Regions from separate parts of the Homo sapiens genome. Here all the other regions are linked to region 2. A link is a loop called in an ENCODE intact Hi-C map of the cell type or tissue named here. Cell type or tissue: natural killer cell. All regions are shown on one strand. Links, peaks and the distances in the headings refer to the core of each region. The heading gives the core; the rest is flanking DNA. Region 1 has its middle 53 kb from the start of DCD. Region 2 overlaps TESPA1 (thymocyte expressed, positive selection associated 1). Region 3 has its middle 75 kb from the start of DCD.

What was found. Hi-C counts contacts between places; a loop is a spot of excess contacts. Peaks named below come from ENCODE experiments on the same cell type or tissue, not always from the same donor. Only the 100,000 strongest peaks of a DNase experiment are listed, where the experiment ranks them.
Region 1: it touches region 2 in a loop (15-fold over the local background); 60 of 110 quality-filtered maps call a loop at or near these places.
Region 3: a loop joins it to region 2, with 24 times the contacts of the local background. A loop is called at or near these places in 18 of 110 quality-filtered maps.

Annotation. Positions count from the first base shown.
Region 1 is chr12:54,696,569-54,706,622 of GRCh38, reverse strand. No RefSeq gene overlaps it. Among named protein-coding and RNA genes, the nearest start is that of DCD, 53 kb to the right of the region's middle. In natural killer cell, for the core only: CTCF peaks have their summits at 4,014 and 4,213 (motif pointing left); a DNase peak (open chromatin) is centred at 4,212.
Region 2 is chr12:54,953,104-54,963,157 of GRCh38, reverse strand. It overlaps TESPA1 (thymocyte expressed, positive selection associated 1), which reads left to right. Exons shown (of 11, transcript NM_001136030.3): 9 at 1-727; 10 at 1,891-1,990. The coding sequence ends at 1,989. Among named protein-coding and RNA genes, the nearest start is that of TESPA1, 27 kb to the left of the region's middle. RefSeq lists an enhancer at 3,788-3,837. In natural killer cell, for the core only: CTCF peaks have their summits at 4,712 and 4,911 (motif pointing right); DNase peaks (open chromatin) are centred at 4,907 and 6,668; H3K27ac peaks cover 1,863 bases.
Region 3 is chr12:54,718,259-54,728,312 of GRCh38, reverse strand. No RefSeq gene overlaps it. Among named protein-coding and RNA genes, the nearest start is that of DCD, 75 kb to the right of the region's middle. In natural killer cell, for the core only: CTCF peaks have their summits at 2,945, 4,238 and 4,451 (motif pointing left); DNase peaks (open chromatin) are centred at 2,892 and 4,482.

The sequences.
Region 1 (10,054 bases), core at 1,195-9,194, 260 kb after region 2:
TATCTTCATAATAATTTGGGGACCAGAATAAGCACTGCCAGTATTTTTAAGGAATCTTAAAAAATAGAAAGCAGAGAGGATCGGGAAAATCGAGGAACAAAATGAGACAAAACTATGCCTGAAGCAGGGCAAGGAGAAGCAATGAGGAAGGAGCAAAGATAGCGATGAGGAAGGAGCAGTTTGAGGAGACTAAGTCCAAAGTCAATGGATATATGGAATGTGAGCTTCAAGAGCATTCATTAGCATGATCAGTGAGAAACTACATTCAGGTCATTTAAACAGCTGATCTCCCTTCTATTTCTCCAGTGCACTGGGCAGTGATGTGTGTGGACAATGGGCTTAGGGGCATTGCCTTTCACAGGAAGGATGAGGAGCTCCCACAGTGAGAAATTATCCACCATCACTAGAGGTAGACGACAGTAACAGAATAAGCAAGCTCAGATTTTCAAATTCAGATATGCAACAACTGAAAACTAACCAAACATTTGGGAGAAACCAACATTAGGAGAGATACTAAGCATTAAAAAAGAAAACTAACCACTGAGAACACAAAATAAACAGAGCAATATTCAAGCCTCAGCAATATTCAAGAGTTTATTAGGCTCATTGAAAAGACGCCAGTCACAATGGCTATTATATTAAAGTCAAAAAATAACAGATGCTGGCAAGGTTGTGGAGGAAAGGGAACACTTATGCATTCCTGGTGGGAGTGTAAATTAATTCAGCCATTGTGGAAAGCAGTGTGGCAATTCCACAAAAACTTAAAACAGAATTACCACTTGACCCAACAATCCCATTATTGGGTATATACCCAATAATGAATTGTTCTACCATAAAGACACATGCATGCGTACGTTCAAAGTAACACTATTCACAATAAAAAAAGACATGGAATCAACCTAAATGCCCATCAATGGTAGATTGGATAAAGAAAACGTGGTACATACACATCATGGAATATTACACAGTCATAGAAAAGAAGAAGATCTTACCATTTGCAGCAAAATGGATACAGCTGGAGGCCATTATCCTAAGCAAACAAACACAGGAACAGAAAATCAAATACCACATGTTTTCACTCATAAGTGGGAGCTAAACAACCAGAACATCTGGCTCTTAGAAGAGGAACATCAGACACTGCGGCCTACTTGAGAGTGAAGGGTGGGAGGAAGAAGAGGTTCAGAAATACCTACCAGGTACTATGCTTATTACCTGGGTAATAAATGATCTGTACACCAAACCCACATTACACACAGTTTACCTGTATATCAAACCTGCACCTGTACCCTTAAACCTAAAATAAAAGTTAAAAAAAAAAGAAAAGAAAAGAAGATGGTCTGAATGGCAAAATGGATAAAATTAAAATCAAAACTAGTGAACTGAAATAGCAAGGTGAGAAGTTCTTCTGAAATGCAGTATAAAAGATAAAAAGAAATACAAAGAAAAAGTCATGAAGGACAGATCCAGTGGACGAAACATGATTTGGCACAAACAGATTTAGCGTCTTTTGGGTAAGGTATTTTTTCCTCGTAAGGAACACCCCACATTATCTTAATAGTCCCTTGTATCTAATATTCCATTTGCCTGATATTAACATAGCTACAGATTTCCTTGGGATATTAATTCCTTCTCTTTACTTTCAGCATTCTGTGTCACTATGCTTTCAGTTGTGTTTCTTTTTAATGATATGAAAAATTTTGGTTTTATAACCAATATGAGACTCCCTAGCATTTTAACTGTTCAGTTTAATTTTTGCATGTTCGTGACTACCATATTTGGATTTATTTCTTCCATCTAAGTTTGCCTTTTATTTGTAATGTTTTCTCTTTGCTTTCTTGTTGTCCTTTCCTTCCTTCTATGGGACTGAACATATTTCTGAAAAATAAATGGACGGGAAAAGATAGACTCTAGTACTGGTGTAGGGATTGATAATTAGCCTAATGCAATTTTCAGCTAAGGGAAATGTCTGGAGACATTTTTGATAGTCACAACTGAGATACTGCTGGCATCTAGTGAGGAGAAGCCAGGGACGCTGCTAAACATTCTGCAGTACTGAGGACAGTGTCCCATAAGAAAGAATCATCCAGTCCCAGATGTCAATATTACCAAGGTTGAAAAACTCTGGTCTAATAGAATAGAATAGAGATCCCAGAAACATATTTTTGCATATAAGGAAACTTGAGATACGCCGAAGATGACATCGCAGATTACTGAGGAAAGAGGAACTATTTCATAAGTGGCTTCAGAGCAACTGATTGTCCACGTGTAAATAAACCACTCACGTTCTCACTCATAAGCGGGAGGTGAACAATGAGAACACATGGACACAGGGAGGGGAACATCACACACCAGGGCCTGTTGGGGATGGGGGGTCAAGGGGAGGGACAGCATTAGGACAAATACCTAATGCATGCGGGGCTTAAAACCCAGATGAAGGGTTGATAGGTGCAGCAAACCACCATGGCACATGTATACCTATGTTACAAACCTGTACGTTCTGCACATGTACCCCAGAACTTAAAGTAAAATTTTAAAAAATAAAATAAAATAAAACTATATGCCTACTTTAATCCAGGTAGATTAAAGCCTTAAATGTGAAAAATAAAATGTTTAAACCTTTAGAAATATATACAATAATATTTCTATAACATATAGGGGTAGAGAAGCCCTAAACAAGGCTCAAAAAGCCCAAATTATACAGATACATTCTGATGAATATGACTGCGTTAAAACTTAAAACTAACCAAAACTGTCACCATAAATAAATCTAAGAGACAAGAAACAGACATAGAAGATACTTTCAACTCATATACCTAAGGAATAGTAGTCAGAATATTATAGAAAACTTTAATAACCTAATAAATTAAAGCAAAGTCAAGTGAGAATAGAAAAATGAGCAAAAAAGAGTAAAATGAAATTCAAAGAATAAATGCTAATGACAATAGGCCTATGAAAAGAAGCTCAATCTCACTGAAAATTAGAGGAATGCAAGTTAAAACATGGAGAAACCATTTTCATATTTATTGTATTTGCAAAATTTTTGTCTGATTATAGCAAGTGTTGGAGCAAATGGGAAAAATCAAATACATTTTGTACACCACCGCTGCTGAGCATTTGGCCCAATCATTTGGAGAACAACTTGGCAATGTGTACTAAAGTTGAAGATGTTCATATCACACAGTCCCACAACTCTATCTTATGTACACAACAGGTAAGAACAAAAACATTCTTGCTGGTTTTTTTGGTTTTTTTTTTTTTTTGAGACAGGGTCTCTCTCTGTTGCCCAGGCTGGAGTGCAGTGGCACAAACACAGTTCACTGTAACCTTGACTTCCTGGGCTTAAGCGAACCTCCCACCTCAGTCTCCCAAGTAGCTGGGACCACAGGCATGCACCACCACTCCCAGCTATTTTTTTTTATTATTATTTTTAGTAAAGATGGGGGTCTCACTATGTTGTCCAGGCTGGACTAGAACTCCAGGCCTCAAGCGATACCCTCCCAAAGTGCTGGGATTACAAACGTGAGGCACTGTGCCCAGCCTGTATTTTTAATAAGAGAAAGAAATAGAAAACCAAAAATTTGTCAACTGAGGAATAGATAAGTCAGCTATGTTCATACAACAGAATATTGCACAGAAGTTTAAATAAATGAACTAGAGATACACTTAGCACCAAAAATAAAGCTCAGAAGTATACTGTAGAGTAGCGGGGAGGGAAACAAGTTTCAGAAGAAAATGAAAGTGTGAGACCATTTATATAAAATTTTAAATCTGCAAAGCAATCCCGTATAATATATATGGGATTATATATTATATATATATAGTATATATATATAACTATTATATATATAGTTATAATGGATACTATAATGTATCCATTATAACTAATGGATACATGGTTACGTAACAAAAACTAAAAGCATGAAAGGCGAGATTAAACACTAATGAAAGTGGGTAGTTCTGAGTGGAAAGAGAGGATTCTAGGGTAAATTAATACTGTGCTGTTTCTTTTTTAAAAATGTTAAATACACAATTAAAATTTGATCTAGTAGTAGGTTCGTCACATGGGTATTCAATATATTATTATATTCTTGTGTATTTATTTGAATTATTTCACAAACTAGATTAATTGTAATCAGTTTTAAATACCTGTCACAGAATCATCAAAAATGAAATTCACACAGGCATTCAGCTAACATCTCAAAATTTAGTTGTCCAACAGCACCCTCTGCTGTTCTGTATAAGCTAGGACCAATTATTTACAGCAAAAATCAACACTGAAAAAGCTGGAGAGGTCTCTCCATATAGTACTTCCCCTCTTCCACCCCAGCAGCAAGCAGCCTCTGCATCAGAAGTACCATCTTTTGGAATCTGGGGAATATGGTAAAAACACATAGTTTGTGACAATTATTCTGTACAAAGATTTTCTCCCAGGATAATGAGGAGCCAGGGGTTTGAGGAAAGGTGTCTGTGCAGGGCACACACCCCAGAGAGAAGTCTCTGGGCCCCATGGCATCAGTATGTCATAGGCAAGATAATAAAAGGGTGGGTGGGGTAAAGGCGACACTGAGTGAGTGAAGGGCAAAGCTAGGGTCTGAGCTGCCAGTGGCCTGAGAAAAATCTGATTCAGCCCCTTTATTTACAAATGAGGACTTTGAGGTTCAAAAAGATCTCTTCCTGGATCACCCAGTGACTCCAAGTCACACCAAGAAATGCACCCAGGGAAAGGGAATTAGATACATGGTAGCACTCTGTCCTCATGTATGAGTCTTCATCAAGTCCTAAGCACTTACGTAGATGCTGCACTCTATTCCTGTTAATATGCTCTCCTTTCCCACCGTCTTTACCATGAGCCAGCCGGGCACATGAGGGGCTGTCACAGAATTGCCCTCCCATATTAGCTCAAAACTTAGAGCTGCTTAGGGCTTTGCCCTGGGAGGAGAATCTCACTGAGGGAGATGCTGCTGGACAAAATAGCCTGCCAAAAAGATCTGCCTCCCTGTACATTTCCTATTGCTGCTTAGCAAATTACCGCTAACTTAGCAGCTTAATAAAACAACACAGACCTCCCCATTCTAAAGATCAGATGTCTGAAATGGGTCTCACAGAGCTAAAATCAAGGCATCAGCAGAGCTGTATTCCTTCTCCAGGCTCTGGAGGAGAATCCATTTCCTTGCCTTTTCCTTAGCTCATGGCCCCGCTTCCTTCTTCAAAGCTGGCAATCACATCACATCACTCTAGACTATGCTTCCCATCTCCTTCTCTGACTCTGACCCTCTGCCTCCCTCTCTTACTCAGAAGGACCTTTGTGATTACCCACATAATCCTGGATAATCCCCTATCTCAATGTCAGTTAGATTAGCAAACTGAATCCCATGTGCAACTTTAATTCCCCCTTGCTATGTAACATAACATAATCACAGGTTCTCGGGATTAGGATGTGGACATCTTGGAGTGGGGGGAGCATTTTTCTGCCTACCACATTAGTCATAGCCAGTATTGGCTTGAAGAAAGGCTACATACTTCAACTCATGGTCTTCCCCTATCCTTTCCTGATAGTCTTCTCTCTGTGTGTGTGTGTGTTTCTCTCTCTCTCTCTCATTTGCAGACATACATATGCACATACACACACACACACACACACACAGGCCTTATCTCAATTACCAGCCTAAAAGTGCGCAAATAACCTCAAGAACAAGAATTGTATCATTTAACTTTCAATAATTTCACATATACAAGATGTCCCTCCCTCTCTGCATTACCACCAATGAGCTCTTCTATTCCTCCAACATCAACCGGCCCTTCTGAGATTCCTCTACAGCTCCAAGCCCCTCTACTTCCTGCATATTTCTATATCCCCTCAGGACATCGTTGAGCAAAAATTATTTTCATTTCAAGACATATTTGTTCAACACCTACTACATGCCAGAATTGTACACAAATATTCTTGCCCTCAAGGAGCACAGTGTCTACAACACAGGTCAACACACATGCAAACACACACACATACACACACACAAGCCAATTGCAGAGCTCAGTGCTGCACTGAAGAGTGCATGAGTGTCAAAAGGAAATAATTAACTCAAGCCTAGGAGGCGTGGAGAATCCACACAGGAGATGTCTTTTATGCAAGGCCTTAAGAACAGATAGCATTTTGACAAGAGAAAGGAAAGGAAATAATTAACTCAGGCCTGGGAGGCGTGGAGAATCCACACAGGAGATGTCTTCTATGCAAGGCCTTAAGAACAGAGAGCCTTTTGACAAGAGAGAAGGGTGGGAAGAGCATTCCAGACACAGGGAGTAGGATAAATAAAGGCAAGGAGATGGGAACATCTTGGAATGTTCAGGAACAGTTGGATGTGCCTTGAATGAAAGCAGTGGATGGAGGGAATAGGGTTGGGAAATGAGGCTAAAAGAAGTTTTAATCAGGTGAGAAAAGGCCTCAATGTCACTCTGAGTGGGTGTCCTGATTCTAGCGTTTCCGTGTTTCCTCACTGCTCTCTCCCACCATGGAGCCTGGCACAGAGAGTTACCAAGACAGGCAGAGGATTGACTGACCAGTTGACTGACCAGAGTTTCAGGGAGGGCTTCTTCCTCTGTCCTTTGTAGACAGGGCCCCAGCCCCCAGGATTCCCAGAAAACTCAAGGACAGCAGTGACATCCTTGGTCTCTTCCTACCTAAGAAGGAAAAGGGTGGGATAACTTCTCTGAGCCCTTTTCCCTCTAATTGTACCTGTATCTTTTGTGGACCTGGAACAGGAATTAAAAGAAATTAATGAATGTGTAAGCAAAAACTCAGTTGTATGTAAGAAAACCCAATTCCCCCTGAGAAAGAGAAAGAGGTGGAGTCCTTTAAAAATTAACTCCCTGTTTTTCTGCCTGTGGCTATTGAGCCTTATCTCTCCCTTTCCCAGGCATTGTGAAGACCCTGTTTCTCTAGCTGTGCAGCTGCAAGGTCACTAGACAGATAAACCCAAGTCATAAAACATGTTTTTCCTTGAAAAATAAGAAATAATGTAACGCATGTCTCAATTAAATAACTGCCTTTGTTTCTTGATTCTGCAATATGCTTCCCCCTGCACAGATCTCCCCCGACCCCACAAAATGCTTAAAAGGTAACCTGACTCTTTGTTCAGGGCTCAGTCCTTTGTATGGTAATCCGACTGGATGGGTGCACCTAAATAATAATAAATCCTCCTCAACCCCTCAGTCTCTCTGATTCCTAAATTATCCCACTGCAGAGCTTGTCCCTTTCTCTGTGAGTTACTCTTTCAGAATTCGAGGGAGGCGTAACTGACTGGAAAAGGCCAGAAGACAGGAGGGATCCAAGGTATGTGGCAAGGCTGGAGGATTTCTGGATTCATTCACCACCTGGAGTTCCTGGAATCATAAATAAGATCAGAAGAGGTGGACTCGGCCAGGCGCAGTGGCTCACATGGTAATCCCAGCACACTTTAGACGGCCGAGGCAGGCAGATCATGAGGTCAGATCGAGACCATCCTGGCTAACATAATGAAACCCCATCTCTACTAAAAATACAAAAAATCAGCCGTGTGTGGTGGCATGCGCCTGTAATCCCAGCTACTCGGGAGGCTGAGGCAGGAGAATCACTTGAACCCGGCAGGTGGAGATTGCAGTAAGCCGAGATCACACCACTGCACTCCAGCCTGGGCAACAGAGCGAGACTCCGTGGAGGAGGAGGAGCGGGGGTGGGGAAGGGGGAGGGGGAGGGGAAGCCTCACCCATACTGTATTCCCAGCACTAACTTCTTCCATCCATTCTGATGGGACCTCCATGATATTTTGGCCCCTTCACAAATTATATCACCCTTTGAATCCTCAGGGCTCCCAGAGGCGTTCCCACCCCACTCTACGTCCCCTTTCCCTGCTGACAAGCCCCGGATCAGCCACCCCTCAGGCCTCTCCCTCCATGAAGCTTTCCCAGATTATCCTCACACTCCTCAAAGCTGATGACTCCTCAGGGCTCCTGATGATTCATTAGGAATTAATAATTTAATTTGCAATAAATCAGCTAGTGATCTTGATGGCAGGTGAGGAAAACTGATTAGTCACTTTCCACACATAAACCAGAACTTCTACATTTCGTGCATTGAGTGTATTGAATCAGGAAATCTAACCCAGAAAGGGAAGGTGGTCAAGACAGGGATGGAGAAGCCAAGGCACCGAAGGTGAGAGAAAAGGCATCAATGAATTATCTATGGCAGAGAGTCAGGAATAGGTGGCAGGAAGAGTCAGGGGCAGGGTGATATTGAAATGAAGAATTTCATTAATGGAGCAAATTTAGGTAGCGAATTAGGCCTGTGTGTTGCCAATGCAGTTGAGATGAAACTTACTGGAAAAGAGGAGGTAAAAGAACTGGAAAGCTGTAGAAAACAAAATTATCTGGAATGTTGGCAGGATGTGGGATGGGTGATCCAAGAGTCAGTCTAAATGAAGGAAGGGGAGTAACTGGGAGATGAAAGGAAGATGTAATAAGAAGGGGTATCCAGAGGACAGGAGCCTCAGGGGAGCAGAGTAAGCTGTGTGGTCTGGAAACTGCAATACAGACCAAGGTGCTCAATGTGACTGTGAACTCCCCCTCCCAGCCTGAGGAGCACAGGCTGCAGAGCACATGAGGCTGCACTTCAGGAGCCTCTGAGGGAAACAGGTGTTCCTGAGAACCGTGTTTCACTCTGTTTGCAGTGTTCTATTTAAATGATTTCTGCTTTTATGTCTATTCATTCCTTCCTAGTTTCTTTTAGTTTATTTGGCTTTATATTCTAGTTCCTTAAACTAAATATTTGGTTTATTTGCTTTTGATACATCTCATTTTGCAATAAAGAAATCACTAAAAGTGAAGAATTCTCCGAGAACCACATTGATTGCAACCACATGTTAAGATGTGAAGTGTCCATGTTGTCAATTCCCAAATAGCCAGTAACTGAATGTTCACTTTTCCCTTTGACAGGAAGATATTCAGAAAACTGCTCTTTTTTGTTCTTTTATTTATTTATTTATTTTAGTGTTTCCAAGTGGTTTGAAATGTTTTACTTCGAATTTTGTCTTTAATTCTACTTCTGTGGCATTGTATTAGAAAATGTGACCTGTACATTTTCAAACTTAGTTGTTTATCGAGATTTTCTTTAGTGCCTAGTATTGATCCATGTCCCATTTTTAATGCCCCATGGGAATTAAAATTCTTTGTTCATTGTGCACAAAGTCATAATAAAGCTTCTTCATCATAGTACTCAAATCTTCTCTTTTGTGTTTGTTTGTTTTCTTTTGGTTTTTTAAATAGAGATATTTTAAATGTCCCCTGTTATGATTATTGGGTTTTTTTCTTATATTTTTAACAGATTTTGTTTTGTATGTGTCAGTGCAAAGTAGTTTGGGTACAAAAAAGTTCGTGACTGTTCTAGCTTCTTGGCAAATCACACCTTTTTTTCTAAATAAAACAGTATTATTTGTACCACTTAAAGATCTTGGACTTGATTCTGCTTTGATCCTTCCATGGTATCAAACCTTGTTTTCTTTTGGTTAGCATTTACCTCACATATATATTTGTCCATCCATTTATTTTTCAACCTTGCTGTGTTCATTTATTTTTGGTGCATCTCTTGTAAAAAACATACTTCTGGATTTTACTTTTTGACTCTACCGTCTATTATTTTCATAGCTTTTTTCCTTCATTTTTGTATTTTTTATTCTTCCCTTACAGACCTTTGCAAGATCCATTGGGTTTTAGGTTGTTGCTTCTATTTCTCTTCTAGTGGTTTCAAGGATCTATATATCAGTCAGTACTTGATTCCACTGAGTAAAGAAACCCAAAAGAAGAGTCGCTGAAGACATACATTCTTACATGTAAAACAAGTCTAGAAGAAGACAGTCCAGGGCTGAGACGGAGGCACCACTGCCCTCAGGAACCCAGGCTCCACTCTCTTTCTGCTTCACCATTCTTGGAGAGTAATTTTTTTTTCAAAGTCACAAGGTGGCTGCTAGGGCTCCCACCTTCATGCCCAAGTTCCACGCAACAAGGAGAAGAAAGAGGGAAGGGCGCA
Region 2 (10,054 bases), core at 976-8,975:
AAAGTTCACACCATCCCACATGTTCTGGAATTGCAACCATCCAACTGATGTGCCATCCATCAGGATTCTGTCCCGAGAGCCTGAACCCCAGTCACCCAGAGACCGCCTTCGGAAAGCCATCTCCAAGATGTGTCTGTACACATGCCCCCGAGACCGGCCACCACCACCCCACAACACCCCCAAAAGGAACAGTTTGGACCAAGTTGTGTTGGAAGTGATGGACAAAGTGAAAGAAGAGAAGCAGTTCCTCCAGCAAGACTCTGATTTGGGGCAATTCTCACAGGAAGATCCTGTGCCCCCTGCTGAGGGTAAGAAGTTGCCCACTTCTCCCTATCCATGTGTCTTCTGCTGTGAAGAGGAAACACAGCAGAGGATGTCCACAGTGCTAGCACCATCCCAAACTCTGGATTCGAACCCCAAGGTACCCTGTTGCACACATTCTCTGCCCATAGAAGATCCACAGTGGAGCACAGACCCAGCTCAGATAAGGAGAGAGCTGTGTAGTCTACCAGCCACCAATACGGAAACCCATCCAGCCAAGGATGAGACTTTCTGGAAAAGAAAGAGCAGAGCAAGAAAGAGCCTCTTCCAGAAGAATCTCATGGGCAGGAAGGTTAAGTCCTTGGACCTGTCCATCACCCAGCAGAAATGGAAGCAGAGTGTAGACAGACCAGAACTGCGTCGGTCTTTAAGCCAGCAGCCACAGGACACTTTTGACTTGGAGGAGGTAAGTGGGTTGGAGGTGAGGGAGAGACTGGCAGAGAAAGGCTGTAGATTCTTTCCCAGAAGATGAAGGGTTAGAACCCTTGGGGGAAAAATAATCCAGGCTTCCTGTCCTAGCCAGATATACCACTTTCTGATTTCAATTCAGGGTTAATATACAGGGAGAAAGAGACAGAGGCCTGGTTTCCTAAGAGCAGTCGAGTTTTCAGAGCTCCTTTGGTAATACCTGATCTGATTGCCATTTAATGTTCCCATTAAGTACACCTCTCATCACCATTTGTTGTGGTCCTCATGAGATTACAAATGGAGAGCAGTTTTACACAAAGCTAACCACTCTTAAATAAAATAAATTCTCCCTTACCTTGACAAATATCTAACCATAAAGACCCAGAAGTCCAGATTTCAATCTAGGATTCTCAGACTGTTAGGACTTCTGTGCTAAAATGTGACAGTGTGAGCAGAACCACTCCCCAGCTCCTGACCTGTTCCCTTATCTTCCAGTGCCCAGACCTGTCCTATACCATAAGGGACCTTGCATGTCCATGTTTGGTTACCCGAGCCTGCACATCCAAATGCCACAAGCTCCCACCTACACAAAGAGCCATTGGTCATCATTTGGGCCTAGGCTGCATACACTACTGGAGAGGTCAGCCCTTGAGAGAACAGTCATCAGGCAAAACCAGCGCACATTCCTGCAACCGGCTTGGGGCCATTTGACCAGCAAACTTTGTGATTCTGGGTAACCAAAGAATGTTCTAGAAGGAATAGTGCAGGACTAGGTGGGCACATTCTCTAAGTCCACCAACTCTTCGTGTTCTCTAAGTCCACCAACTCTTCTGACCCTCTAAGACTCAGAACTCCTCTCGCCTGGGTCTATGGAAGATACTTCCATGAAGTGTTGGGATCTCTTTAAAAAGCTTTTAAATCCTTGCCACAAAAAGAAGCCGTGATTATTTGAAATATCATTTGCATGTATGTCACCTCTCCTTGAATGTAGAGCTACACCTCCGCTCCTGCCTTCCTCATTACTGTGTCCCTGACACCACAGAAGAGGCTGTCTCTCAAGTACACTCAGCCTCCTTCCCCTACAGCTACCTGCCACCTGCACCTTTCCTTACCCCCTTTCCCCCTTGGCTCTGGCTGAGTTCTGTGGGATCTTGGTTACAGGTGCAAAGCAACAGTGAGGAGGAGCAGAGTCAGAGTCGCTGGCCCAGCAGACCCAGGCACCCCCACCACCACCAGACTTTTGCTGGCAAAGACTCGTGAAGTAAGTGGGCCTCTCTCAGGCAGTTCTCAAACCTGGCTGCACATTGTAATCAAATGAGGAAGGTTTTTTTTTTTTAAACCCATAATAAAGGGTCCCACATTCTGTAATTCTGATTTAATTGGAAACCAATGACTAATTATTTTAAGCTTCCAGGTAATTCTATTATGGCTGGAAAATACCTCTCTAGATCAATGATGCCCAGGCTTTGGCAGGCATCACAATCACCTGGAGGGCTTGTTAAAATACAAATGACCAGATCCCAGCTCCCAGAGTGTCTGATTGAATTGGCCTGGATAGAACCAAAGAATTTGCATTTCTAAGAAGTTCTCAGGTGATGCTATTGCTGCTGGTCTGGTAATCACAGTCTGAGAACTGCTGTTCCAGGAGACATTGTGTAGAACTTTAATATTCAAACTGTAGTGTACAGATACAAGGAGCATCAGCATCCCCTGGGATTTTGTTAGAAATGTGGACTGTCAGCCCCCACCCCAGACCTAATGAATCACAGTTTTACCAAGATCTTTAGGTTAGATAATTGATTGCATATTGAAGTTTGAAACTCATTGTAGTAGAAGTTTTGTAACAGGTGAGGACCAGCCATGGAAATCAATATCCCAACACCTGCTTTCAGCTATGTTCTAATCAGCCCACATCATTGAACTCAGAGCAGACTCCTCAATGTACCTCACAGCTATGCTCATTTAGGGTCTGAGCTCCCTTCTGCAACTGTGGTCTGATGAAGGTAGCTCTCCCTCCCCTCCTCAAAGCAGGAAATGAATTTCACATTGTTATTTATTGCAGCTAAAATTTCTTTCCTCCAGATATGAGTTTTTCAGTATTAATTTTTTCAGAGATATCTCTTATACCTTTAAATAGTTTGGCCAGTAATTTATTATTTAAACTAATGAAAATTAATCTTTCTGTAGTTTTAACCACCTATCTGCTACAACCACAAAGAAAATGGCATAAGGGATAATGGTATTTTCCCCAGATAGTATAAATTAAAATCTTTATTGAATTAAGTAAATAAATCTTGCTTAGAGATTCCTTTATTTTGGATATCTTGGTACCATTTTCTACATTTTCTAGTCTAATTGTTTTCTTAGTTAATACTCCAAAATTTCAGTGGTACTTGCTCAGACACACAAAGATATTTACAATTCTAACTGTTTTAATTCTAATTCTCTGTGGTTTTAGGAATCTAATCACTCTTGTTTCTCTCTTACCTACTACCTACATCTCAGGGTATATGAATCATATGTATGTATTTAGTCACAAAAGAGGTAAATAGCAGAAGGCATCAATATGTCATATGCACTTCAAGAAGTTTCAGATGGTTTCAGTTGCTGGTCTGGCATGTTAGGAGCTAGAAGCGGCCACTCCACCCAAACAACAAGTAAAAACCTGAACAGACTGAAAAATTAGTAACCGTTCTAGACCCATCAGAGAAGTGGGTCACAGGGCAAACCACTTCTCCTCAAATTAGAGAAATAGGCAAATGCAAAGATTTATGACTTGTTAGAGCAAAAACCCCAAAGCATAAACTCCCCCAGGAATCAGAACCACGGTAGAGAACCCGGACAATAACCGAGGAATTACTGGATGCTCAGCATGGACCAGTCTGAGAAATAAAAACTCTAGGGAGACCCAGTCATTGGGAGGCCCCTTGTTTCTGGGAGTCTTACTTCTAGGAGCTCAACCATGTTCTCACAGGAAATACTGGAGAAAAATCCCCTAGTGTTTCCCGCAGGGGGCGGGAGAAAGGAACCATTTTGAAATGCAGCAGAGCATTCTATTCCTCTTAACAAAGTCTTCCCTCGGGAGAAACTAGATACCAAAAACCTAACCGGATGAGGTTTTATCAGAGACTAACCGACCTGAAGGAAGGGAAACACCCAACTCCTGCCTACTCTAGCCATCCCGTCCCATTAAAGGGGACAGAGAGGATGAGAAGCACAGGTGAGAGTCACAATCCAGAGGCACAGTCTCACTGGAAGACTGAGACCTAACCATAAGACCATGGAACGCTTCCCTTCTCCCTAAACCTTACCACCACATTACTAAAAGCCTATTTACATCAATTTCTTTTACTCAGTACATCGCGTCCAGTTGTAAAAAAAAGACATAGTAAAAGGCAAAAACAGGTTGAAGAAACAGAGAAAACGTTAAAACCAGTCTCAGATATGACAGGGATGTTAGGATTATCAAACTGGAAATTTAAAACAACTAAAATGATAAGGGCTCTAATGGATAAAGTAGTCTGTGCGCAAGAACAAATGAACAGAGAGATGGAAATCCTTAGAGTAAAAAAAATGCTAGAGATAAAAAATGGTGTCACAGAAATGAGGAATGCCTTTGATGGGCTTATTGGTGGACTGGACATGGCTGAGGAAAGAATCTCTGAGCTTGAGACTATAGCTATAAAAACCACCAAAACTGAAAAGCTAAGAGAAGACTGAAAAAAATATAAGAGAATATCCATGAAATGTGGGACAGTTACAAAAGGTGTAACATATGCATAATGGAAATTCCAGAAGGAGAAGAAAGAGAGAAAGAAATAAAAGAAATATCTGAAACAATAATAATTGAGAATTCCCCCAAATGAATGTCAGATACCAAACCACAGATCCAGAGAGCTCAGAGAACACCGAAAAGAATAAACACACGCACAAAAAAACGCAAAAATCTACACCTAAGCTTATAATTTTTAAACTACAGAAAATCACAAGTAAAGGGAAAAATCATAAAAGAAGCCAGAAGGAAAAAACACCTTACCTATAAAAAAACAAAGATAAGAATTACATGCAACTTCTCCTCAGAAAATGTGTAGTATATACTCCACAAGTAGGTTCTTGCCAAGAATTGAATTTACTCTAAAATGCAACACTTTGCTTAAGTGTTGTTTGTCCAGCAGATGTCAGCCTTGCACAAGAAAAAAAATGCCAAGATGTTCCACAAAGCAGGCTGTGTGCAGGATTTATATGGTTATACATTCCTGGGCAATCTATGCAATGCAATGCCCAGAACACAAGTTCCTCTCACAAACCTGTCCCAACTTTGTCTAAAGGTCAGTATTTTAAAATATCAGAATTGAATTGCTAGGGAGAAAGTATTGCTAGGAGTCATACATTTCAAGTACCTAACTAGATTCCATTTTCTGCCAGTGATGGGGCTTCATTACAGCAGGAGAGGCAATGGTTTAAAATGCTGTATTTTATTGATTCTAAGGCACACATTTTTCCACATTTTAACATCTCTGAAATTAGGTTGTGCCTTAAAATTCATAGTGTCAGCCAATTTAGTTGTCTTTTTTTGCCTCCTTAAGTGGAATGTAAAATAATTATGAGTCTTACAAAAAATGGTTTATGATCATCAATGAAATAGCATAACTTTATAAATTAAATGCACTTTTTCTCTCAAGTAAGTTAGGAAAATATTTTGTGATTTTTTTCTATGATTACCTAGAAGAATAAGAGATCTCTTCTTTCCTGACGCAGTCTTTGGCTGAGGAAGGGGTCACAGTAGTTCCCAAATTTTTCCAATGTCCTGTGCATTTGTTTAACCATCTTTTCACAAAGCTATAACCTATTTCTCTCAATCCACTCCTCTATTACCCTTTAAGAAATCTCAAGAAGCGGAGAGAGCTATAGCAACAGCTCAGTACTGCCAATATTAAAGCCTGTGTGATAAATATGGAAGGGGGAAGTTCACTCACCACAATCAAAGGCAGAGCTAAGTGGGATAATTTTTTTCAGTTCTGCTGGGAAATAGTCCCACTTCTGCCTTTTTCAGAGTCTGTAATTATTTCCTGGAGATTAGTGATCTTCCATTATAATGTCGTTTTAAGTTCCAGGTATTAACTACTACTTGTTAGTAGTGGATAGGAAGTGGTAGCAGCACTCAGCCAGCCACCGTGTAGCGTTGTGCAGCCCATGCATTGCCCAGAGACACCCAGCTGAGTAGGCAAATGGGAATTAGAATCCAGCCCTACTGAGCTTGCCATCCAAAAACTCTAGGGCTTTCATCTTCTAAGAGCGAGCTCCATTTTTTTCTAATTCATTCACATAGGGTGAGTGCCTTTCTGTAATTAGCACAAGGGCACTGCTGTGGTTTGAATGAGTCTCGCAAAGTTGGTATATTGGAACCTTAACCCCCCATGCAGTGCTGAGAGGTCAAACCTTTGAGAGGTGACTAGGTCATGAGGGCTCTGTCCTCGTAAATGGATTAATGTCACTATTGTGGGAGAGGATTCGTTATCTCAAGTGAGCTTGTTATAAAACCAAGTTTGGCTGTGTCTTGCTTTCTTGCCCTCTCACGCTGTCTTCCCCCTCCATCTTCCGCCATGGGATGATGCTACAAGGAGGCCCTCACCAGATGCAGGCTTTTGACCTTGGATTTGCCAGCCTCCAGAATTGTAAGAAATAAATTTCTTTTCTTTAAAAATTGCCGTTATCTGTGGTATTGTCATGGCAACACGAAATGAAGTCAAACAGGCACCTTTTCTATTAAAAGAGGACCTTGACCCGCAGCCAACAGCTTTCTTCACTTGCCACCTTCTCATTTAGTCTCTGCTGGGAAAGAGGTTTTAATCTTCCTCCAAGTTCCTGAGAAAGGATGACCCACATCTTTCCTCATAATTTCCACCATGCTCAAAAATGTCAAATTCACAGCCCTTTCTATTGGTTTCCTGTGTTGACATTTAAACCACTTGACCTTTATCACACTTATAAGCGGCAGAGCCAAGGAGAAAGTTTTTATTTTTTTGTCGTTCTTTTTGTTTCTTTTACCAGATCTGAGGTAGCACAGGTCAATATTTATTCTCTTTGTGAAGTGACCATATCTAGAGGTGGAAGTTTTCATTTTTATGGTCACCCCTGCTGGTGGCAGCAGAAGAGACAGGAGGGACTAGGTGGGAATGCTCGTTCAGAGCACAAGACAAAGAAGAAAACTAGCTTGAGATACCCCCAAATGGTGGGTAACTCAAAGCACTATCTGTTTGTACTTGGTGGAACCTGTGTAAGTTGGGTAGCTACAGTCTTCTCTTTGATGTAAGATTGTCCTATGTGATAATATTACCAATAACAATATATATAGGGATTACTACATAGCAGACAGTATCTTTAGCACTTATGGATATTAAATCATTTCATCCTATGACATAAGGTCTTTCATTATTCCCCATTTTATAGATGATGATACTGGACACATTTTTATATCAAAATAAATTCTGAAGAGGGACAGTCAGATGTGAAGTGTAAGAAGAGATTAGACAAGGGGGAGGGATAGTGGGAGGACATCAAGAAATTGTGAATATTTTTCCACCTCATTTACAATTCTTACCAAGGTTGTTTTGCCTCTGTTGGGAAAATATAATTAAAAACAAAATCTCCTCCCACCCCAGGAAATCACTCCACAAAGGTGTAAAAGAAAGAAAGTTTTATTTTTGAATACCATTGAAGCAGACTATGATATGTATTACAGAACATCCACTAAACAGATTGCAAACACAGAACGAAATCTTACCCTTGTACATAGCCAGGCAGATACAACCCATTACATGGCTGTTGTCAAATAAACAATACTTTGTCCTCAAGTAAGAAGACTTAACAGAATCATTTGTCACTCACAGTTCACCCTAGACTTACCTGGTAATTGGAGTGGCCATCTGTGTCAGTCAATTGGCTTTATGCAAAGAAAAAAATAAACCTCATATTTTTAAGACAGGAAGTGGTTTTTGCAAGTTAAAACAAAGTGCTTAAGTTAGATGCCCACCTGCCCATTGAGACTGGAAGAGACAGGTGCTACCCTCCTTGATAATTACATTTCAAAGGGATGGATGTCAACCTTTGTCCATTTTTTTAATTGGATGATCTATTTGTTTGTTTTGTTATTAAGTTGAAGAAGTTTCTCATATATTTTGGAATTATCATTTATTGAAAGAAGACATACAAGTGCACAACAGGTATATCAAAAGATTCTCAGTATCACTAATCATCAAGAAAATGCAAATCAAAATCACAATGAAATATTACCTTAAACCTGTTAGGATGGCTATTAGTGAAAAGAAAGATACGTGTTCGCAAGGATGTAGAGTAACTGAAACTTCTGTACACTGTTGGTAAGAATGTAACATGGTGCAACGGCTATGGAAAAGAGTACTAAGTTTCCTCAAAAAATAAAAAGTGGAACTACCATATGATGTAGCAATCCTATTTCTGGGTAATTATCCAAAAGAATTGAAATCAGGATCTTGAAGAGATATTAGCACTCCTATTTTCACTGCAGCACTATTCCCAATGACTAAGATGTGGAAACAAACTTAATGTCCATCAGTGGATGAATAGATAAAGAAAATGAGACATATATATACAGTGAAATATTATTCAGCCTTTAAAAGAAAGGAAGCCTTGCAATATGTGATGGCATGGATAATCCTGTGGACATCATCTCTCTATATAAGACTTATATGAGACAATATTTCTGAAAATGCTATACAGTATAATTACTAGAGGCTCTTTCTACCAGAAGGACTGTGTAAAGTGGTGTGGATGAAGCCAGGACCTCCTCTTCTCTGCACATCCTCAAAAGCAATTCTTACATTGCTTTCTATGTGAATGTTGACACCTGATGTTGTGTGCCTTGGCAGCCTTGGAAGTAATCTTGGTGATCCATTTGAACTACAACTTAGAAAATGGGGATTAAGCAATGCAGATAAAGATTATCTTTCTGCCTTCCACAGCCAAAGAAAGAATGAGACAGTATAGATAAAGGGAAGACTGAGGAAGAGAAAAGAAGATACAGAAGTGTTATTTTGTCTGTGGTTTTGCATTTTGTGATTTCATTTACCTGAAATCCATTTTATACTTGAATGGGCTCAAGAAAAGGACTTAGCAAGATCATGCAACTAGTTAGTGTCAGAGCCAGAACTAAGGCCCAGGTCTCCTGAGATCCAAGCCAAGGCCGTTTCCATCAGAGCATATGGCCCTGATTGAGCAGAAGTTTAGGCTGTTACTGTGGATCAGGGCAAGCCTCGCTACCTGTACTTGGATCTGAGCTTCATTTACTGTGTGCCTTGACCCTTTATGCTAAGTACCAATACTCTCACTACCTTTGTCACCACTGAAATGTACTTGCCTTCTTATAAAGTCACCAGCAAGAGAAGCATTATACAGAATAAGCAGAAATGTTCACAGGATGCTTTGAGCTCATAGTTTAGTGAAAAACATGACAAGAGAATCAGTAATTATTAATAATTTTCATTAAATGCCATAGGGACCAGAAATTAACCTTTCAGAAGATGGCATTACTTTTTTTAACGATGTGTGTTGGCAAAGATGTAGAGAAGGTAGGCCGGGCACGGTGGCTCACGCCTGTAATCCCAGCACTTTGGGAGGCCGAGGCGGGCAGATCACGAGGTCAGGAGATTGAGAGCATCCTGGCTAACACGGTGAAACCCCGTCTCTACTAAAAATACAAAAAAAATTAGCCAGGCGTAGTGGCGGGTCCCTGTAGTCCCAGCTACTCGGGAGGCTTGAGGCAGGAGAATGGCGTGAACCCGGGAGGCGGAGCTTGCAGTGAGCTGTGATCGTGCCACTGCACTCTAGCGTGGGCGACAGAGCGAGACTCCGTCTCAAAAAAAAAAAAAGTAAATAAAAAAAGATGTAGAGAAGGTAAGTCTGGACAGATGTGTCCAACATTGAACAGGGAGAAGGTGGCTGAGGAGAGTAGAAAAAGGAAAAGCAGAATATTGATATTCTAGGCAGAGAGAAAGGTAAGTTCAAAGACAGATGAATGGAATACCACAATATCTTATGGAAACTACACCTTATGCCTAGTGGGAGAAAGGGGATGTGCTGGAGAAAGATCAAAACTGAAAATAAGAAAGATAAATAGAAAGGAAGTTATAAAACAGAGTCTCCTATGTTATTTTAAGTGTTTTGGTTTAGTCTAAGGTAGGAATCCACTGAAAAATTTACAAAGGAAGTGATGTGATTAGATTTGTCTTTTAGAAAGATTATTCTGGTAGAAGTATGGGAGATGGACTGGGTAGGAAGCCGGCAGAGT
Region 3 (10,054 bases), core at 1,380-9,379, 240 kb after region 2:
CTAATGTTAGGGCCAGGACCTGGTGGGAGGTGATCGGATCATGGGGGCTAATTTCCTCCTTGCTCTCATGACAGTCAGTGAATTCTCACAAGATCGAATGGTTTAAAATTGTGTGACACTTCCCTCTTTTCTCTCTCTCCTGCCGCCTCGTGAAGGTGCTCACTTTCCCTTCACCTTCTGCCATGATTGTAAGTTTCCTGATACCTCCAGGTCATGCTTCCTGTACAGCCTGTGGAACTGTGAGTCAATTAAACCTCTTTTCTTCGTAAATTACCTGGTCTCAGGTAGGTCTTTATAGTGGTGTCAGAGCAGAGAAATACAGAAAATTGGTACCTGAAGAGTGGGGCATTGCTATTAAGATACCTGAAAATGTAGAAGTAACTTTGGAACTGGGTAACAGGAGGAGGTTGGAACCACTTGGAGTGCTCAAAAGAGACAGTAAGATGAGGGAAGGTTTGGAAGTTCCTAGAGACTTGTCAACTGCTTGTGACCAAGATGCTGATAGTGATATGGACAATGAAGTCCAGGCTGAGGTGATCTCAGATGGAAATAAGGCACTTATTGGGAACTTGAGTAAAGATCACTCTTACTATGTTTTAGCAAAGAGACTGGTGGCATTTTGCACCCCCTAGAGATCTGTGGAACTTTGAATTTGAGAAAGATGATTTAGGGTTTCTGGCAGAAGAAATGTCTAAGCAGCAAAGCATTCAAAATTGACCTGACTGTTTCTAAAAGTATATGCTCAAATACATGAACAAAGAGATAATCTGAAATTGGGATTTATATTTTAAGAAGAAGCAGAGCATAAAAGTTTGAAAAATTTGTAGCCCAGCCACATAGTAGAAAATAACACCCATTTTCTGGGGAGAAATTCAAGCCTGCTGCAGAAATTTGCAATAGTAAAGAGGATCCTAATGTTAATAGCTAAGGCAACAGGGAAAATGTCCTCAGGGCATGTCAGAGACCTTCACAGCAGCCCCTCCCATCACAGGCCAGAAGGCCTAGAAGAAAAAAATGGTTTTGTTGGCCAGGCCCAGGGCCTTGCTGCTCTCTGCAGCCTCAAGACATGGCACCCTGTGTCCCAGCTGCTCTAGCTCCAGCTATGGCTAAAACAGGCCAAGGTACAGCTTGGGTCATTGCTTCAGAGGGTGCAAGTCACAAACCTTGGCAGTTTCCATATGGTGTTGGGCCTATGGATACACAGAAGGCAGGAGTTGAGGTTTGGGAATCCCCACCTAGATTTCAGAGGATGTATGGAAATGCCTGGATGTCCAAGTAGAAGTCTACTGCAGGGGCAGACCTCTCATGGAGAATCTCTACTAGTGGAGGGGAAATGTGGAGTTGGAGCCCCACACAAATTCCCCACTGGGGCACTGCCTAGTGGAGCTGTGAAAAAAGGGCTACCGTCTTCCAGACCCCAGAATGGTAGATCTACCAACAACTTGCACCACGTACCTGGAAAAGCTGCAGGCACTCAATGCTAGCCCATGAAAGCAGCCAAGGGGGCTGTACCCTGCAAAACTACAGGGGTGTAGCTGCCCAAGGCCTTGGGAGCCCATGCTTTGCATCAGTGGGCCGTGAATGTGAGACATGGAGTCAAAGGAGATTATTTTGGAGCCTTAAGATTTAATACTGCCCTGCTGAGTTTTAGACTTGCGTGGGGCCCGTAGCCCCTTTCATTTGGCCGATTTCTCCCTTTTGGAATGGGAGCATTTACCCAATGCCTGTCCCTGCATTGTATCTTGGAAGTAACTAACTTGTTTTAGATTTTACAAGCCCATAGGTGGAAAGGACTTGCCTTGTCTCAGATGAGACTTTGGACTTGGACTTTTGAGTTAATGCTAGAATGAGTTAAGACTTTGGGGGAATGTTGGGAAAGCATGATTATGTTTTGAAATGTGAGAAGGACATGAGATTTGAGAGGGCTCTGGATTGCAATTATATGATTTGGCTCTATGTCGCCACCCAAATTTCATGTTGATTTGTAATTCCCAATGTTGGGGAAGGGACTTGGTGGGAGGTGATTGGATCATGGGGTGGATTTCCTCCTGGTTGTTCTCATAATAGTGAGTGAATTATCATGAGATCTGATGGTTTAAAAGTGTATGGCACCCCCTCCTTTTCTGTCTCTCTCTCCTGCCGCAATGTGAAGAAAGTGCTTGCCTCCCCTTCACCTTCTGCCATGATTGTAGGTTTCTTAAAGCCTCCCAGTCATGCTTCCTATTACGCCTATGCAACTGTGCATGAATTAAACCTCTTTTCTTCATAAATTACCCAGTCTCAGGTAGTTCTTTATAGCAGTGTGAGAACAGACTAATAGAGAGGCTGACTAGCCCAACCAACTATACTGTTCTAGATGTGTGTGTGTGTGTGTGTGTGTGTGTGTGTGTGTGTGTGATTATGGAAGTAGATTTTCAACAAGGGCAGAAATTTAAAGATTTCTGTGTTCTGGTGCATCGGGTTTTAATCCAGTATTCCCCTGAAAAGTTTGCATAAACCCCTCAATAAAAGCCTTAGGGTGTTCTCCCTCTTTCTGGTTACATAATTGGAACTTAGACCAATTAACCTTAGGAGGGAAAGCCTCTAATATCACCACCTCAGACCCTGAATATTAGCCTCTAGCTGAGCCATTTCCTGGTCATCCACAGGGAGGCCAGGGAGAGGATCTGGCCACCTGTTCCCCCTGTGTTTAGGGTTTTCCCCTGCAGGCCTTCTGGCCTGTCTATGGACTACAGGATAATCATGGGTGGGATGGGTGGGAAGTACACCCCTTAGTAGCCGGTCAAGGTCCCTGTGAGTGAGACTGTAAATGGCTACTAGCCTCTCTGATTCCGTAGGATCTTCTGAAAGTAGGAGCAAATGGGTTTCGTAATTCAGAAGATTTGCTGCCATCTAGGGGACATAAATTCTTTGTCATGGAGGCCGTGGATATATTCTCAGGGGGCACTGCCTAGGAAAGCCTGGAGCTGTTGGAGTTACTTATATAGCCTGGAAAGGAAGAAGCATCATATGGCACAGGAAGTCAAGCACTGCCTGGTTTATCTAACGGGTTTCTCTTGCTTGTCAGCTCTTATACAATTGACCTGTATGCATCCGGACTTTAAATTAGGTCCAAGTGTTTTCTGCAAATCCTGCAGAGACACAGAAGTCAGATTAGGCAGTTGGTTAGCTAAAGGATTTTCTGGAGACATTAGGGGTGTAATTGTTTTAGGGGTTATTACAGAAGTTTGCTGTGGGGTTAAGACTGGATTTTGAGGAGGGGGATTTTGACCAGGGGCCCAGATGATCAAAGAATCTTCTCGGGGGGTCTGGGACATGTAGTTGAGGATAAAGAAGAGTATAAGTTGTAGGGAAATTTAAATTGGGGGCAGATTTTAACTTTTGTTCTAGATTAGATTTCTGTTTTTTAATCTTGTCAGGAGAGTTCTTAAAGCAAGCCACAACACTAGTGCATGTCTTTCTTTCAATTTGATCTTCTCATAAATACAAATAAGGCAAATGCTTAGAATGAGAGCTCTTTAAAATTTTCCTTAAATTTAAGCCTTTCTCATTCAAAAGATCCTCTGCTGGCCACTTATAATTAGAATTTTCAATGGTTTATTTATTCCAATAATGACTTAATCCAATAAGCCTCTTCATAGTAAGCCAAGGTGGTAATTTCCCAGGTTGAGAATAGGTTGTCACTGTATAAGCAAGATGTGTTTCTGGAGAGGGCACAGAAGAGGCAGTCCCCATAATGCCCAAAAATTCACTCTCAGAAATAGGCTGAAAGTAACAAAAGACAACAAAAGTCCCATAAAAATGGGACCTTTTATGGCAAATCTCCCCTAAAAGCTTGGCACATTTGGTATAAATAATGTGCTGCTTAAAATCGTACATGTCTCAGACTCCCAGTCTTTTCAGATTGGTCACCTAACATGAACCCAAAAATTCATACCCTCCTGATGGCAGAGACTAAGAGAGTACCCACACTTAGTCACAAAGACAAGCTCCCAAGGTTATAAACCAAAAAAAAAAAAATCCAGTTTTTGTTTCAGGGACTAAAAGCAGTTTATCTTTACAGATGCTCATCTAGTCAGCTCAGCAAAAAACTAACCAGTCTGCAGGGCCAGCCTGAACAGTGGGCTTATAGGGGATCTAGGCTCATGTTCTACCCTGTGGTACCCCTCTTTATAAAAGAATAACACAGAAAGACAAAGGAAAATGGAACAACAACAACAAAAGGCTATTTCTGAGAGAAAAAGAGTGCAAACTGTCAAAGGCATTTGAACCACAGTGCCTCCATCTTGAATAGGGACGGGGTAAAATAAGGCTGAGACATACTGGGCTGCATTGCCAGGAGGTTAAGGCATTCTTAGTCACAGGATGAGATGGGAGGTCGGCACATGATACAGGTCATAAAGACCTTGCTGATACAACAGGTTGCAGTAAAGAAGCCAGCCAAAACCTCCCAAAACCAAGATGGCAATGACAGTGACCTCTGCTGGTCCTCATTGCTCATTACACACTAATTATAATGCATTAGCATGCTAAGGCACACTCCCAACAGCACTGTGACAGTTTACAAATGTCATGGCAATGTCAGGAAGTTACCCTAAATGTTCTAAAAAAAAAAAAAAAAAAAAAAGGGAGGAACCCTCAGTTCTAGGAATTGCCCACCCCTCTCCCGGAAAACTCATGAATAATCCATACCTTCTTTAGCATATAATCAAGAAATAACCATAAAAATGGGCTGCTCTGCATATAGAGTAGCCATTCTCTTATTCCTTTACTTTCTTAGTAAACTTGCTTTCGTTTACGCTATGGACTTGCCCCAGATTCTTTCTTGCACAAGATCCAAGAACCCTCTTTTGGGGTCTGGATTGGGACCCCTTTCCAGTAATAAAACAATATAAATATTCACACCCCAAATTAAATACACCAGAGTTGCTAAAACCCAACTAGTCCCATATAAAACGTTTTCTCTCACTAATCTTAAATTTGGAAAGGAAAAGAGAGAGAGTGATTTTTTTTTTTTTTTTTTTACCATTCACTCGACCAGAGAGTTCATGGAAAGAAAGAAACTGGGAGGCTGACCAGTAAGGAATTCTTACCATTTCTTTGCCAACTTTGTTGGGTCCTGGATTCCCTTCACTATGGTCTCCAGAAGTGCACAATGGCTTTGATGATTCTGCCAACTATGCCAAAACCGTAGGGGCCATGGGGAAGCTTCCCCCTTGCCCTAGAAATGTTCACAGAAAAAAAAATCAGCAAACCCTTTTCAGTGAAAAAATCAGTGAACCATTATTGACTATGCCAAAACTGTAGAGGCCATGGAGAAGCTTCCCCCTTGCCCTAGAAAGGTTCACTGAAAAAAAAAAAATCAGCAAATTCTTTTCAATGAAAAAATTAGCGAACCATTATTGCCTCACAATAAGGCTGACTAATAAGAGAAAAGGCGTACAAATTTATTTAACCGTGTGCATGGGGAGAATCACAGAGATTACCCAATTTCCCAGTGGGGCCCAAACACTTATATAATCTTCTTTCAGAGGGGAGGGGGAAGATAGGGAATATAGTAACTGTGGAGAGACAGTAAATGATTACCAAAGGAAAAAGAATGGGTACTTGGGAGAATGAATGAAAGGGGGAACAGAGATGGACTTTCAAATGGTTCTCTTTGGAAGTTGAACGAACTGAGAGACAGGAATTATTTTGCAAAATGGTTGGGCCAGGTCTGGTTACATTCTTTCCTTTCCTGAAATATTAATAGATAATGAGATAACAATGAAGGAAAGGAAAAGCAATTGTTCTTGATGGATCCATCTGATCTTTATGGAGATAGGAGAAAAGTCTCTTCTAGGGCCCATTGATTCCTAAAGGTTTTTAATTCAAAATATGCATTATACTGGGGTGCTCCTTCATTTGATTTCAGAGCGATTTCAGGGTTTCACACAGCTATAGCAAAGTTGGCTATAGAAATATTTATAAACTGTAAAGGTATTAAGCAAACTCACACAATTGTAACATCATGTTTGGTTCATGCTCTTCAGTTGTTTATTCAGAAAGTAGTAAAGCATAGTGTAATTAACAAAATTACTGTCTGGAAACAGAAAAATAATGAGCCACTGTCACCACATTTTCTGTCTGTCACAAGAATTATTTTGGAAGCTCTCTGTCATGTAATAATGTTCAAACAAAATGGAATCACAGCTATTATTTTTTAAAAGAGCAAGGACTGACTCTGAGGAGGGAGATGGAAATGGTAAAAGGCAGAGGAAGAGTGAATGACGAGCAGAATATTGGATATGTGTATTATGAAATGCCTTACAAATGTAGGGCCAAAAACATGGTAAAGACCTAGATAAATTTATGTGAACCTCAAGAACTCCACTTACTGGTTGTGGCTGTTTTATGAGCAACAAATGGCATGCCTGCTCACCCTTCCACAGGGCAGTCTGTCAACTAACAGCAGAAACTAGCCTTACCAAGCTGTCAGAGCACCCCTATCAGATGAATGGACTACACTAAATCCTGAGGCAGGACTCCAGAATCAGGCAGGTCTGACTGTCCTCACCTCTCACACCAGATTGGGTTGGATGGTAGAGCTGTCATCCCAATGAAGACAGCTGGATAGAGCAAGAGGTGTTAGAGCTCTGGAGATGCCTTCTCACCATTGTATCTCAGAGCACAGAACAGGGCTCTGTCAGTTTCAGAAAGGATTATAAGATGAAGGAGAAGGAGGAGGAGGAGGAGGAGAAGAAGAAGAGGAAGAAGAGGAGGAGGAAAGGAGGAGTGGGAGAAGGAGAGGGAGGGGAAGGAGAGAAGAAGAAGGAGGAGGCGGCGGAGGAGGAGGAAGAGAAGAAGAAGGCAGCGACTGAGGAGGAGGAGGGGAGGAGGAGTGTGAGAAGGAGGGGGAGGGGAAGAGGGGGAGGAGAGAAGAAGAAGAAGGAGGCAGCAGCTGAGGAGGAGGAGGGGAGGAGGAGTGGCAGAAGGAGGGGGAGGGGAGGAAGGGGAGGAGAGAAGAAGAAGAAGAGGGAGGAGAAGAAAAAGAAGAGAGGAGAAGGAGGGGGAGAGGAGGAGAAGAAGAAGAAATTTTAAAATAAAAAGAAAGAATTAAGAAAAATTATTTAAAACTTGGAAATAAGACAGGAAGACTACTGTGCACCCTTTCAAAGTCGTACTAGTGTTAGAGTAGGTAGCTAGACAGTAATTAGCAGAGTGGAGAGCCCCCCTACCAAGAAATGTCAGGCGACCATCAGGTGATGGTCAGGTAGTTGTTAAACTGTCTCTCTAAAATAATTGTTGGTCACAGCTGGCACCAGGAAAAGACAGCCTCCCAATAGATAGAAAACACCTGAAGCTAGTGATCAGCAGCTGTGGGCTCAAGTATGCTCACTGAGAAGCAAAATGGCAGCGTTTAACTGGTATCTGACCTTCCTTGAGGAACGCTTGTTAAGGAAAAAATGCTTCAAGTGAGCATGTGCATAACTTCAGTAGACACACTGGGCATGTGGCCTCTCCCAAGTGCTGGCAGGCCACCATGCATGCGAACAGCCCGCTCCAAGGGAAGAATCAAGGGAGAAGAAACGCAAACCCCAGAACCATGCCAATGTATAAAACCCCAAGTCAAGGGCCAGACTGGGCACTTGGATCTCTCAAGTTGCCTGCGTGGCCCTCTTCCAAGTGTACTTTACTTCCTTTCATTCCTGCTCTAAAATGTTTGATAAATAAACTCTGACTCCTGCTCTAAAACTTGCCTCCGTTTCTCCTTTTGCCTTAAAACTACTTCTGCTCCTTGGCCAAATTCTTTCCTCCAGGGAGGCAAGAATTGAGTAGGCTGCGGACTAACATAAATTTGCTGCTGGTAACACTAGGACATTGTCTAACAAGCTCAATCAATGGTCATCTGATTCTAGGGAATATGGTATTGTTTGGCTTACTATTTATTATTCTGTAAAGTTAGATGTTAATTTGGGGGAGACTGGTAAGTCACAAATGAGTTTCTGTCCAGCAGAAAAAATTACTCCAAAGTTAATATCCTGTAGGATATTAACCAATTTTGTATCTAATTTTGCAACCTTATTCCAGCATTTTTCTTTAATTTAACAAGTATATCAATCCCTCCTATACTGCTGGTTTCCTCCTTAATGACTTAAGTAAGTCTTTTACATAGTCTCATATTATATCGTGAGTCTTTTTTTAATTTCTTGAAAAGTATAGTTTGATGGAAGTTAGAAAGGAAAGAAGGAAGAAAGAAACTCTTATCAGATTACTCTAAATAAGGAGTAAAACTGACACTTCCCTTCCCCTTCATCACCTCTCGTTTCCCTTCTCTGTCCCTCTCGCACCTGCAGGCTCTCTCTAGCATACCCAGCAAACAAATCAGAGTCATACAGAAGGCACTTCCTGACAGAAGTCCTACCCTGGGCCATAACACTACAGAGCTCCTGAGACAGACCAATCACAGTGAGGATTCTGAGTGCGCATGACATAACCACCCAATGGGTTCTTCCTGCCCACTGCACAAACAAAGCCAATTCACAGTGTTGCAATAAAGAGTTTAGTTGACACAAGGCTGGCCATGTCACACGGGAGATGGAGTTATTCCTCAAATCAGTCTCATCGAAGGCTCAGAGGTTAGGGATTTTTCAAAAGTGTTTTGGGGGAAGGGGTGGGAGTAGCTAGGCAATAGGTGCTTGCTACTGATTGGTTGGGTAGGAGATGAAATTATAAGGAGTTGAAGCTATCTCTTTCACTGAGTTGCTTCTGGGTAGGGTCACAGGAGTAGTTGGAGGGTCCAGATGGAGCCAGGTGTCAGACACGCAAAAAACCTGAAAAGATATCACAAAAGGAGATTCTAGAATAGTGATGTTATTTCCAGGAGTAATCAGGGAAGTTGCATGTATTGTGACCTCCAGAATAATGGCTGGCAATTGTTTATGTCTACACCTCAGGAGAATTCAGGCTTCTCTCCTCCTCCAAACCTGATGGCCTTTTGTTAGCTTTACAAAGATTATTGAGTTTTGGGGAAGGCCTGTTATCAATTAAACTATAAACTAAATGTCTCTCAAAGCTATACCAAGAATAATTAAAGGCAGCTTGGAGGCTAAAGGCAAAAGGGTGCTTGGCTAGATCAGATCTCTCCCACTGCCATAATTTTCTCACTGATATAATTTTGCAAAAGCAGTTTCAATGATATGACCCCAAAAGCGTAACTTTGCCTCCTATGTTAAATGACAGCATAGAACTAGAGAGATTTTTACCTAATTTTACCCCCACAGGCCCTGGGCATTTCCCTGAGACCTCTGAGCAGCCCAAGCCAGGATTAGGGAGAGGGCTATGTGAACAGGGCTCTGTACCATGTATCCATCAGAGATTGTATCAGAGGAACTCAACTCTCAACTTCGTTAAGTACCACACTTCAGAGTAAGATTTTATTAGAAACAAAGGATATTATGGTTTCTTTATTTCATATATTTTGAAATGTTTATGACCTTTAAATGCTTCAAATATACTTTTTAGCATTAAATTTTTCACTGTGGTATAATAATTCCATTTGACTAATGTATTATATAAAGAGTATTTCTAACATACATAGAATATAGACACATTTATTGTTAAAGTAGCCAGTATCACATACTCTATTGTTATATGGTATCATAACTGGGCTGATAACTGCAACTTGTTTAAAATACTTTGCCTTTATGTGGCATTTAGGTAGCATTTACATTATTTGTATGTAGTCCTCTTAACATTGAACCAAGCTATTTTGCCCCTTTATAAATTTAATTTATGCCTGATGTTGAAGAAAAGAAAAATTTGCTTATGAAAAATATCACTAGAGAAACTGTTCAAGGACTGTACCTCACTGGGAAGGATCAAGCCAATCTCAGGGACACGGGCCTGCTTCAAAATTGCCATCAAGTTGCAAAGCAGCTCCACCCCTAAATCCCAAGCAACACATCAGGTGCTTTTACTCAATGAAGTGGTCTCTGAGAGAAAAGAAAATACAACTTGTTTGTTATGTCTTTTTAGAGTCAAATTGAATATAAAACATTATTCAAATCCATAT